Regions from separate parts of the Homo sapiens genome. Here region 1 is linked to region 2. Evidence: chromatin contacts called from ENCODE Hi-C data. All regions are on one chromosome and are shown on one strand. Each heading gives the region's core, a stretch centred on a gene start or an enhancer-like site at or near the end of the contact. The rest is flanking DNA. Distances are from core to core; before and after follow the strand shown.

What was found. A loop is a pair of places that touch in the nucleus more often than their neighbours do. Pooled maps may share reads with other maps.
Region 1: a loop to region 2 is called in a map with no recorded cell type, with 3 times the contacts of the local background. The contact joins two enhancer-like sites. A Hi-C loop is called at or near these places in 4 of 37 single-sample maps with no recorded cell type and 2 of 50 pooled maps.

The regions. Positions count from the first base shown.
Region 1 is chr9:96,483,022-96,487,641 of GRCh38, forward strand. It overlaps HABP4 (hyaluronan binding protein 4), which reads left to right. Exons shown (of 8, transcript NM_014282.4): 6 at 1,441-1,612. Among named protein-coding and RNA genes, the nearest start is that of HABP4, 35 kb to the left of the region's middle. Within about 2 kb of position 1,515, at least 2 of the 41 ENCODE cell types and tissues checked have a DNase peak (open chromatin) inside an H3K27ac peak, as active enhancers do.
Region 2 is chr9:95,854,367-95,858,722 of GRCh38, forward strand. All of the region lies in intron 1 of ERCC6L2-AS1 (ERCC6L2 antisense RNA 1), which reads right to left. Among named protein-coding and RNA genes, the nearest start is that of ERCC6L2, 19 kb to the right of the region's middle. Within about 2 kb of position 3,029, at least 3 of the 41 ENCODE cell types and tissues checked have a DNase peak (open chromatin) inside an H3K27ac peak, as active enhancers do.

The sequences.
Region 1 (4,620 bases), core at 265-2,764, 630 kb after region 2:
TCCGGGTCAGAGGCTAACTCAGCTTAGATTTTTGAGGAACCGCCAGACTGCTTTCCAAAGAGGCTACACCATTTCACATTCCCACTGGCAGTGTATGTGGGTTCCAGTTTCTCCACATCCTCCCCAACGCTTGTCAAATGTCGTTTTGGTTCTAACCATCCCACTGGGTGTGGACTGGTGCAGCTCTGTGGTTTTGACTTGTCTTTCTCTAATAGCTAATGATGTGCAACATCTTACTGCCTATTTGTATATCTTCTCTGGAAAAATGTTCACTCAGATCCTTGCCTTTTTTGGGGGGAGGGTGGTCATTTGTCTCAACTAAAGAGGACTTGTATCTAGAATTCATAAAGCATTCTTTTTTTTTTTTTTAAAGAGACAGTGTCTCATTCTGTTGCCCAAGGTGGAACACAGTGGCCATTCACACGTGTGATCATAGCTCACTGCAGCCTCAGATGCCTGGCCTCAAGCGATCCTCCCACCTCAGCCCCCTGAGTAGCTAGGACTATCGGCATGAGCCACCACGCTTGGCTGTTCATAAAGAATTCTTTATGTATTCTAGATACAAGTCCCTTGTGAGATATATTATTTGTAAATATTTTATCCCATTTTGTGGACTGTCTTTTTACTTTCTTGATGGTGTCCTTTGTAGTATAAAAGTATCTGATGATGTTCAATGTATGTACTTTTGTTGCTTGTTTTTTTGGTGTCATGTGGAAGAAACCATTGCCCAGTCCAGGGTTAAGAAAGTTTCTGCCTAGGTTTTCTGCTAAGAGTTTTATATTTTAGCTCTTGTATTTATGGTGTGAGGTAGGTCTAACTTCATTCTTTCTTTTGGTGTGTGTGGATATCCAGTTGCCCAAGCACCGTTTGTTGAAAATACTTTTCATTCTCCATTGAATTGTCTTTGGCACCACGGTTGGAAAAAAAAAATCAGTTGACCGTAAATGTGAGGGTTTATTTCTGGACTCTGAATTCTTTGCTCTCAATCTATATTTCTGTCTTTTGTTTTCTTTTTAAAACTCATTAAAGAGGATATTTGCAAAAGTATGCATTCATGAGCCACTGCTTTAAAACTTGTTTATGGTTTCCTGTATTTTATTTCAACCCATTGTCCATAATTACCTCATTTTGTCTGTCATGCTGTCTGGAAGGGAGTGCCAGTGGTGAAGTGTGATGTTAATGTCATCAGGATGGTGATGTTCCCATTTTTCAAAGATTGATTTGAACACAGATAGGAAGTATCTTCTGTTGGCAGTGATGACATAAAATGTTGAAAATGAAATATGGAAGCTTGTGAGTCAAAGATTTCCTTACCTTATTTGCATTTGAAATGCAGTACCACAAAAATATGTTGAATTAATGGTTATAACTTTTTCTTTATAAAGTAGACATTTTAGTACCATCAAAAAGTATTCTTTATGATTATATATCTCTTTATAGAGTTCCTGAGTTGGAGGTAGAAGAAGAAACCCAAGTTCAAGAGATGACTTTAGATGAGTGGAAAAATCTTCAAGAACAGACCAGACCAAAGCCTGAGTTTAACATCCGGAAACCAGAATCCACTGTTCCTTCCAAAGCCGTGGTGATTCACAAGTCAAAATACAGAGATGATGTAAGCATTGCATTTCGTATGTAGAGGTAATCTTTACTTTTACCTTACTGGAAGTGAAATGTACCTTTCCACTTCTGTCTTGAAAATGGAACATTAGTAGTTGGCAGTCTTTGTTTCTAATCAGAGATGATGCATGCCTAATTTTACTGTATTGTTCATTAAGAAAAGGAATTGAAACTTGAGGTATTGACAGATGCACAGAGCAGTTAGAGTGACAGTGCATCTTCTGCTCACCCTGGGACTATGCGGGTACTGTACACATACTGTGTATTAACTGTATTTCATTTTTCTCAAGGGAGAGTTACAGATTGTGTCTTGTACAATTCAGAGTTAATCAAAGGAGAACTACACTCTGTGTCCCCTGAGTAGGTTACTTTCAACTCTGTTTCTTGATAAGAGCATTTCACTGAGTAGTTGATGACTTTTTTTTTTTTTTGAGATGGAGTTTCGCTCTTGTTGCCCAGGCTGGAGTGCAGTGGCGCGATCTTGGCTCACCGCAACCTCCGCCTCCCGGGTTCAAGCGATTCTCGTGCCTCAGCCTCCCAAGTAGCTGGGATTACAGGCATGCGCCACCACCCCGGCTAATTTTGTATTTTTAGTAGAGACGGGGCTTTTCCATGTTGGTCAGGCTGGTCTTGAACTCCCGACCTCAGGTGATCCACCAGCCTCAGCCTTCTAAAGTGCTGGGATTACAGGCGTGAGCCACTGCACCTGGCCGAGTAGTTGATGACTTTTTAAACTGTGGTTGAGGTTCCATGCACTTCTGACGCCTTTCCCATGTTGGTTCAGCAGCTTTGCGCCCCCTGCCTAACTGCAGACGTGGCGGGAGATGAGTCCCCGAACGCTTGGCTGCTCGGTCAGGCACTGCCACAGCGGCCAGCGTGCTGCAGGGGTTGCTCAGGGAGCTCCTCCGTGTTGTGAGGCCTTATTGCTCACGGCTTACGTCCAGCTCTTCTCAGAAGCTTCAGTTTTGCAGGGAGAGGTTTCGGGGAAACATCTAGCAGCATATGTTGATAGGGATGCCATGGGGTCATCAAGTCCCCGACTTGTTACTGAACTTAAGGCTAGGTCCACTGAAGCATTCCCATTATGGGATTTAGAATCTGTATCATTCCATCTACAGCTTGATACCAGTCACTATTTCGAGGTGGGAGTGAGCAGGTAGCAGGTTCTTCCTCTCTGTGGGGTATTAGTTATTGATTTTCATGTGGAATCTCAGGAATGTTATGCTATTGTAGAGTTGTCATTTACACTTTGGTTAGTTTCATTTTCTGAGTGAGTACTTTGATTAGGTGTCATTTAAGATACAGGGTTCTTGGGAGGCCAAGGCAGGTGGATCACCTGAGGTCAGGAGTTCGAGACCAGCCTAGCCAACATAGTGAAACCCTGTCTCTACTAAAAATACAAAAACTAGCCGGGCGGTTGGCGGGTGCCTGTAGTCCCAGCTACTCGGGAGGCTGAGGCAGGAGAATCGCTTGAACCCGGGAAGCAGAGGTTGCAGCAAGCCGAGATCACGCCATTGCACTCCAGCCTGGGCAACAAAGTGAGACTTCGTCTCCAAACAAAACAAAAAAAAAGATACAGGATTCTCTCCCATCCTCTTGTTTTGGTCAGTCCAAGCTGTAGGAGGCCTTACTGAGTTTTGAGCTGTTCCACAAGAAATGGCTTTTTGTAGACATAGGCGGCCGGAGCTTTATTTCCCTGGCAATCTCTGGGAGGTGTTTTCTAACTCCATTAGCAAGCTGGGTTGGTTCTTAACCTGTCCACTTCCTTTGTTCTTTTTTGTTCTAGGCATTGTAAATAAAAATTTCTCTAAAACAAATGTGCTGTCAGGATTGAAATATGCAGCTGACATGTTAGGTAAAAATAGAAGCTGCTCTTTCTTAATCCACACCAGATTTGTCCTCCCGGGCTCCAGAGGTCTCCCAGAATATTTGAAGCAAGTGGGTTAGCTGAGTCATCAAGCCTGGTCTCAGTGAAGCACACATCTTGGTCCTTGTTAATCTTGGAGGATTGAAGATTTTAGCTAGGAATTGTTCTTAAAGCAACACAAGCCAGATCTTGGGTTCATCAGTTTACTTTGTTCTGGACACCTGAAGAGGCAGAAGCACTAGAATACCTAGCAAAGTTCAGACCTAGTAACAACCTCGCGTAAGGCACTGGGCGGTGAAAGCACTTGGGCCAGGGCCAGCTGGAGCTGCAAGTGGAGCCCAAGCCTTAGACTGTGTCCACTCCCTGCTCCACTGCCCCGAGGCCCTTCCTGCCCCTTCCTGCAGTGGGAGGCGACTCAGAGCAGGGACCCCAGGGAGACCTTACCAGCGCTTCCCTGCTGAGTGCCAAACAAGGCAAGGGTTGAGTATTTTGCCTGTTACTATTTTTTGTGTGTATCTTTTTACAGAATGCCAGTGCTCCTGGACTGTTTTTCTTCACCTTTTTAGCATTAAGCATCCAACTACCTAAAGCCTCTGCTTTATTTTAACCTGAGACCTCAAAGGGGACACAAATGTTAAACATGAAGGCTGTCATGAGCATATGGCCTAAAGGTGTTGATATGCTCGTGGAAACTTTGCTCCATTTCCTGGTTGTAGGAATGTTTAATGTTGTAGCACTTTGGAGATTCTCATCTGAAATCACTGACATATCTTCCTTTCTGTAGGTTTTTACTTTACTTAAAGTGGGGTTTTTGTGTGTGTGTGTGTGTGATACCCATTATTATGAGTTGAAGCCAAATCAAATTTGGATCAGATTTAATTAATTTATTTAATATAGCTGTCACAAGAGATAGAATTTTAATGAAAGCAGTTCTTAAAAAGCAGCTTGACTTCTTTGTGCAGTGTTGGTAGAACACTCAGGTAACCATACTCTTGTTTTTATAAAGTTTCTCTATATTTTGAGTCAGAATTGTTTATTATAAATCATGTGATTTTTAGCACATGGTATTATAATCAGCACCCATGCTGAAAGGAATTTCTCTGTTAAGTTCTGTTCTGGGAAGGGGATATTTCCTT
Region 2 (4,356 bases), core at 1,779-4,278:
TATATATTTAAGCATGTGTTGAATGGCTGGGTTTTGTTTTAAATCCAGGTTTGTATATTGCATTTTGTTTCTGTATTTCTTTTAATCTCTTTTAGTGCAACAGTGTTCTCAGTAGCACCCTCATGCCCCAACACATCTTCTTTTCTTTGGCATTGAATTTTTAAAGCATCCAGGACCATTGTTTTGTATCATGTCTCAAATATGTTTATTTCTTCATAGTGTCCTATAGCTGGTTCATCTCCTGTGTATTTGTCATGAACTGTAAGTTGAAGTCCTTTAGCTGCATCTTAAATATTTGATCCTAGTTATAGCCACTTATGTTGGCTTTTCTATCGTTGCATGTAAATAAGACTTGACCTTATTCAATAAACTAAAGTCTTTCTGATTTTATAAAATATAAGTGCCTCTAAGTGAGACCTCTCTCCTGTACTTTATGACTTCTTAGTAAATGCATAGCACATATTTACCATCTGAATCACACCATTCAGATTCAATCTCTCTGGATTCTTGTAAGTCATCCAAAATTTTTCATTTAGAATGTGGTGTACTACACTCAAAATTACTCTTTTCCTGCCAATATGCTGTCTTTTTTTCCTTAGGATTATCTCTTTGGAGATTTTTAATTAAATATATTCTTTTCTACTGATAGGCAGTTAAAGTCTGAAACTTTAAACATCTGGTTATCTACTTCTAGGGTAATAATGTATTTTAGAAAAACCTAGAAATTAATGCAATTTATAAAAATAACTAAATTATTTAGTGTACCAAGTGTGAGAGAAATCTGTATGCTAATTCTAGAATGTGCAGTAACATGAAGTAGAATAGTCTCTAGACAAGTGTGAAATTTTTAATTAATCCAAGCTATATCTGAAAAAGTGATGTTTGAGGGTTTCAGAGTGATTGTAAATTAAACTAATTACAAATTGATTACCATTGATAAGTTGGTCCTTTAAATTCTTAAGATAAAATGAAAGCTGAATTTTTATTTGTGACTGATTTGACTATTTCTGTACAATATTTGCTTTAGGAAACATTTTAGTGTTTTCAAAATTCACCTTTTAGCTGGATCCAGTGATACGTCTGACAAAATGACAGGCAATTTGGAAAGCGAACATGAAAATATCTGAGGAAGGGCAGTCCAGACTGAAGGAACTGCAAATACAACAAACCTAGAGACAAACCATCAACCAATACTTAGCAAAAAAACTAGACTAGGAAAAATGTCTGAAAAACCCTAGACCACCTACGTCCTCACTTGCTACAACTTGAATAGTCCTAAAAATATTCCCATGAATACTACATTTAAGAAGAATATTCAAGAAGAATAATACTTAAAAATATACTTGTGATAAATTGGGTAAATTTAGCAAATTGTTTTTAGGCAAATTGATGCTTTGCTAAGTTGACTTATAGAGGACTGGTTTTCAATCAATTGATTTCTGGCTAATTTACCTACAGCTGTGCCTGCTGCAGAATAGACATTTAGTAAATGTTTATTGAAAGAATGATAGGAAAAAGCTTGCATGTGAAACAAAATGCCAAGTATTGTATTGAGTTTTGTATCTGAGAGCAATAACTTAACTGGAAACTAATTTGGGTTTGTGGCTTATCTGCCTTTCTGATATTTGATCCCATCCAAAAACCATCTGCAGGTTTTTTAACTGCAAAGCCTCACAAGACCTATCTCTGGCCCAGTTTATCTCCTGGTGCCTTCCTTTCATCTTCAAAGCAGGCCCCAGGAACTCAGCTTTCTTTCCTCTCCAGCAACTCAGCCATCCTTTCTATCCCTTCAGATTTTGTTTCATACCACTGCATAATCTCCCTCATTTTGCATTTTCTTCTACATCTGTAGATAAGCACAGAAACCTAAAAAATTTAAGGATCTTATTCCTGATCTCTGAAAAGAAATAGGATAATGAAGTAACCAATCTGGTAGAAGTGAGTAAGGTTATAGAATCCTTCCATAATTAACAAGTTATCTGTTACTTGTCCCTTTCAAGATGGTAAATGGATCTAGGAGGATGAGACTTTTGTGTGTGCCTTTTTCTCTCCCCGCTAAATTATATGAATTAGTTTTATCTCTTTAGGATTTGCCAAAAAGCAAAGTGGTTATCATTATTGGTTAAACACATTGATATTTATTTATTTTAGCAAACATGAAAGCAATTGTTACAACAGGACTACAACAGTCAGCAGAACTGGGTCCCAGCTGGTGGTGACTCCAGAAAATAGTCAGGGTCCCACCTTGTGCCCACTCTTCCATACCTTTCCTGAATAGTCATCAGTGTTCTAGGTCTGGTATATGTTCCCTGAAAGGCAGCAAAGAAAGAGAGTACAGACTGTAGTGTCCCTGATAAGATCATATGTGGATCTCCTAATATCAATTTGGCTTGAATACAAGGACTACTTTCCTATTCCAAGGGCAGGGTAGAGGTACATACCTAGGACATGGAATGGCAGATGTCTGAAATATACATTGCAGACCACCACACTTCACTGAGGTGTTGCCCTCTGCATTTATTCCTGAGGGTGGAGTTCACTAAACCACTTTCCTTCTCACCCCATTTTTAGATACAATCAAGGTAGAATAATAGGTGTTTCCTAAACTCAAATTGGCAGTTTGCAGTTTCTAGGACATCAGCAATGAATGACACCCTTTTAGTGAACCCTGGCCCTTCCCCTTCCCCCTAGGAATGATGAACATAGTTCATGTCTTTACTAATCGTCTGTGACCCAAGCATCATACTGAGCACAACGTGTAAATATCAAGAAGACAGTGTTCAAGGGCAAGGCTTCAGTATATGAGGGGCAGCAGAAGTGATGGGGGGGAGGAGGAGTGGAAGACCAAGGCTGAGCCATTCCCCAGAGGGATCTTGTTACCAGGAACGTTGCCAAGGCAGGGGCTTTTGCAGCTGTGTAAAGAGCAGATTGGAGCAAGATAGAAGCCTGTTGTGAAAACTGGGGCCCAAGATCAGGGCTGGACAACATCAAGCATCTTTGCTGCTAGAGTGCCTAAGCGTTGAGTCACAGCAACTTAATCCCTCCTATTAATACCTGGTTTGATTCTAGAGACTGGGGTGAGGCTGAGTCCCCTATTGGCTGCCAGAATTTCAGCTGCAGGGAGACAAACTCCAGGAAATCTACAAGTTAGGCAAGAAGGATATGGGGAAACAGAGGTCAGTTTCCAGAGAATTAAACAACTGACATGAAAGACTTAAGGGCTGTTCCTGGTAAAGGAATCTTTACGTGTAGGAACTGGGCAAGGAGAAAAAGAGTCCAGTTGCATTCACATTCTCACCTGAGTGACAAGAGAAGGCAAGATAACTAAGCGGAACTTTTTTCATTCTGTTGCTTTCTAAATTTTCAAACTAAGTTTAAAGAACAATGAGACTAAGTCTGTAGGTCACGACAACCTGGCAACTTCAAGTTAGACCTCCATAATCATGAGTGTTTGCTCTCACCTATCAATACCATGCCATTCTGAGATTGCCAGACCAGCCTTCTTCCCAGCCCTGGCACCCAGGGCTCTGGCTCAGCTCTTTAATACCTACTTCCCTGTGCTGACCTGATGCAGGAACTGCTGGCCTTGCAGCTTGTCCAATGTCAGCCTAGCTCAAAACTGGGTCTTCATACCTACAGTCCAAAGAAGGTGTTGAACTTGCTAATCTAAAGGCATCAAAGGGCTGCAATATGTTGGAGTGGAAAGAGGAATAGAAACTTAATGAAGTTGCCAGAGAGCAACAAGAAACCAAGAACAGGCAGAGCTTAATTTTAGGCTCCAGGGATTTTCCCAGACTTATTTTCACTGTTTCTTAGGGCTCCAATTTTCTAAGTCCTTTATTCTTCAGTCAAATGAAGTACAAGGAAATGTGAGAACTCTAGATGAGTCCCTGAAGTCATTGATACTAATCAAATGACCCTGGCAGCTCAGATCAGCAGGCACTTTGGGAGCATCAGCAATGACCCCTGTGTCCTTGGGATGTCACTCTCCTGCTATAAAGTCTTCAGTGGATCTCTACTGCCTTGGAATAACTGGACTCTCTAGCCTCACCTTTAAAATCTTCCAGGAACCCTTTCTCTCACTAATCCCCTTCAGGCGCAAATACTCCAGCAAAACTTAATCACTGGTTTTTCACACTTGACATGAACTTTTTCCATTTTCTGACTTTTCTCAAAGTTTACCTTGTGTAGAATAATATTTTATCTAACTGACACATCTAAATATAACTATTCTTCAATGCCAGCTAAAAGCTTATCTCTTCCAGAATGCCTTCTTTCTGATTACACTAATCTCTGATCACACCTACATTTACTTGACTTATATTACTCAGCATGTTTTTACTATAAAGTAAATCT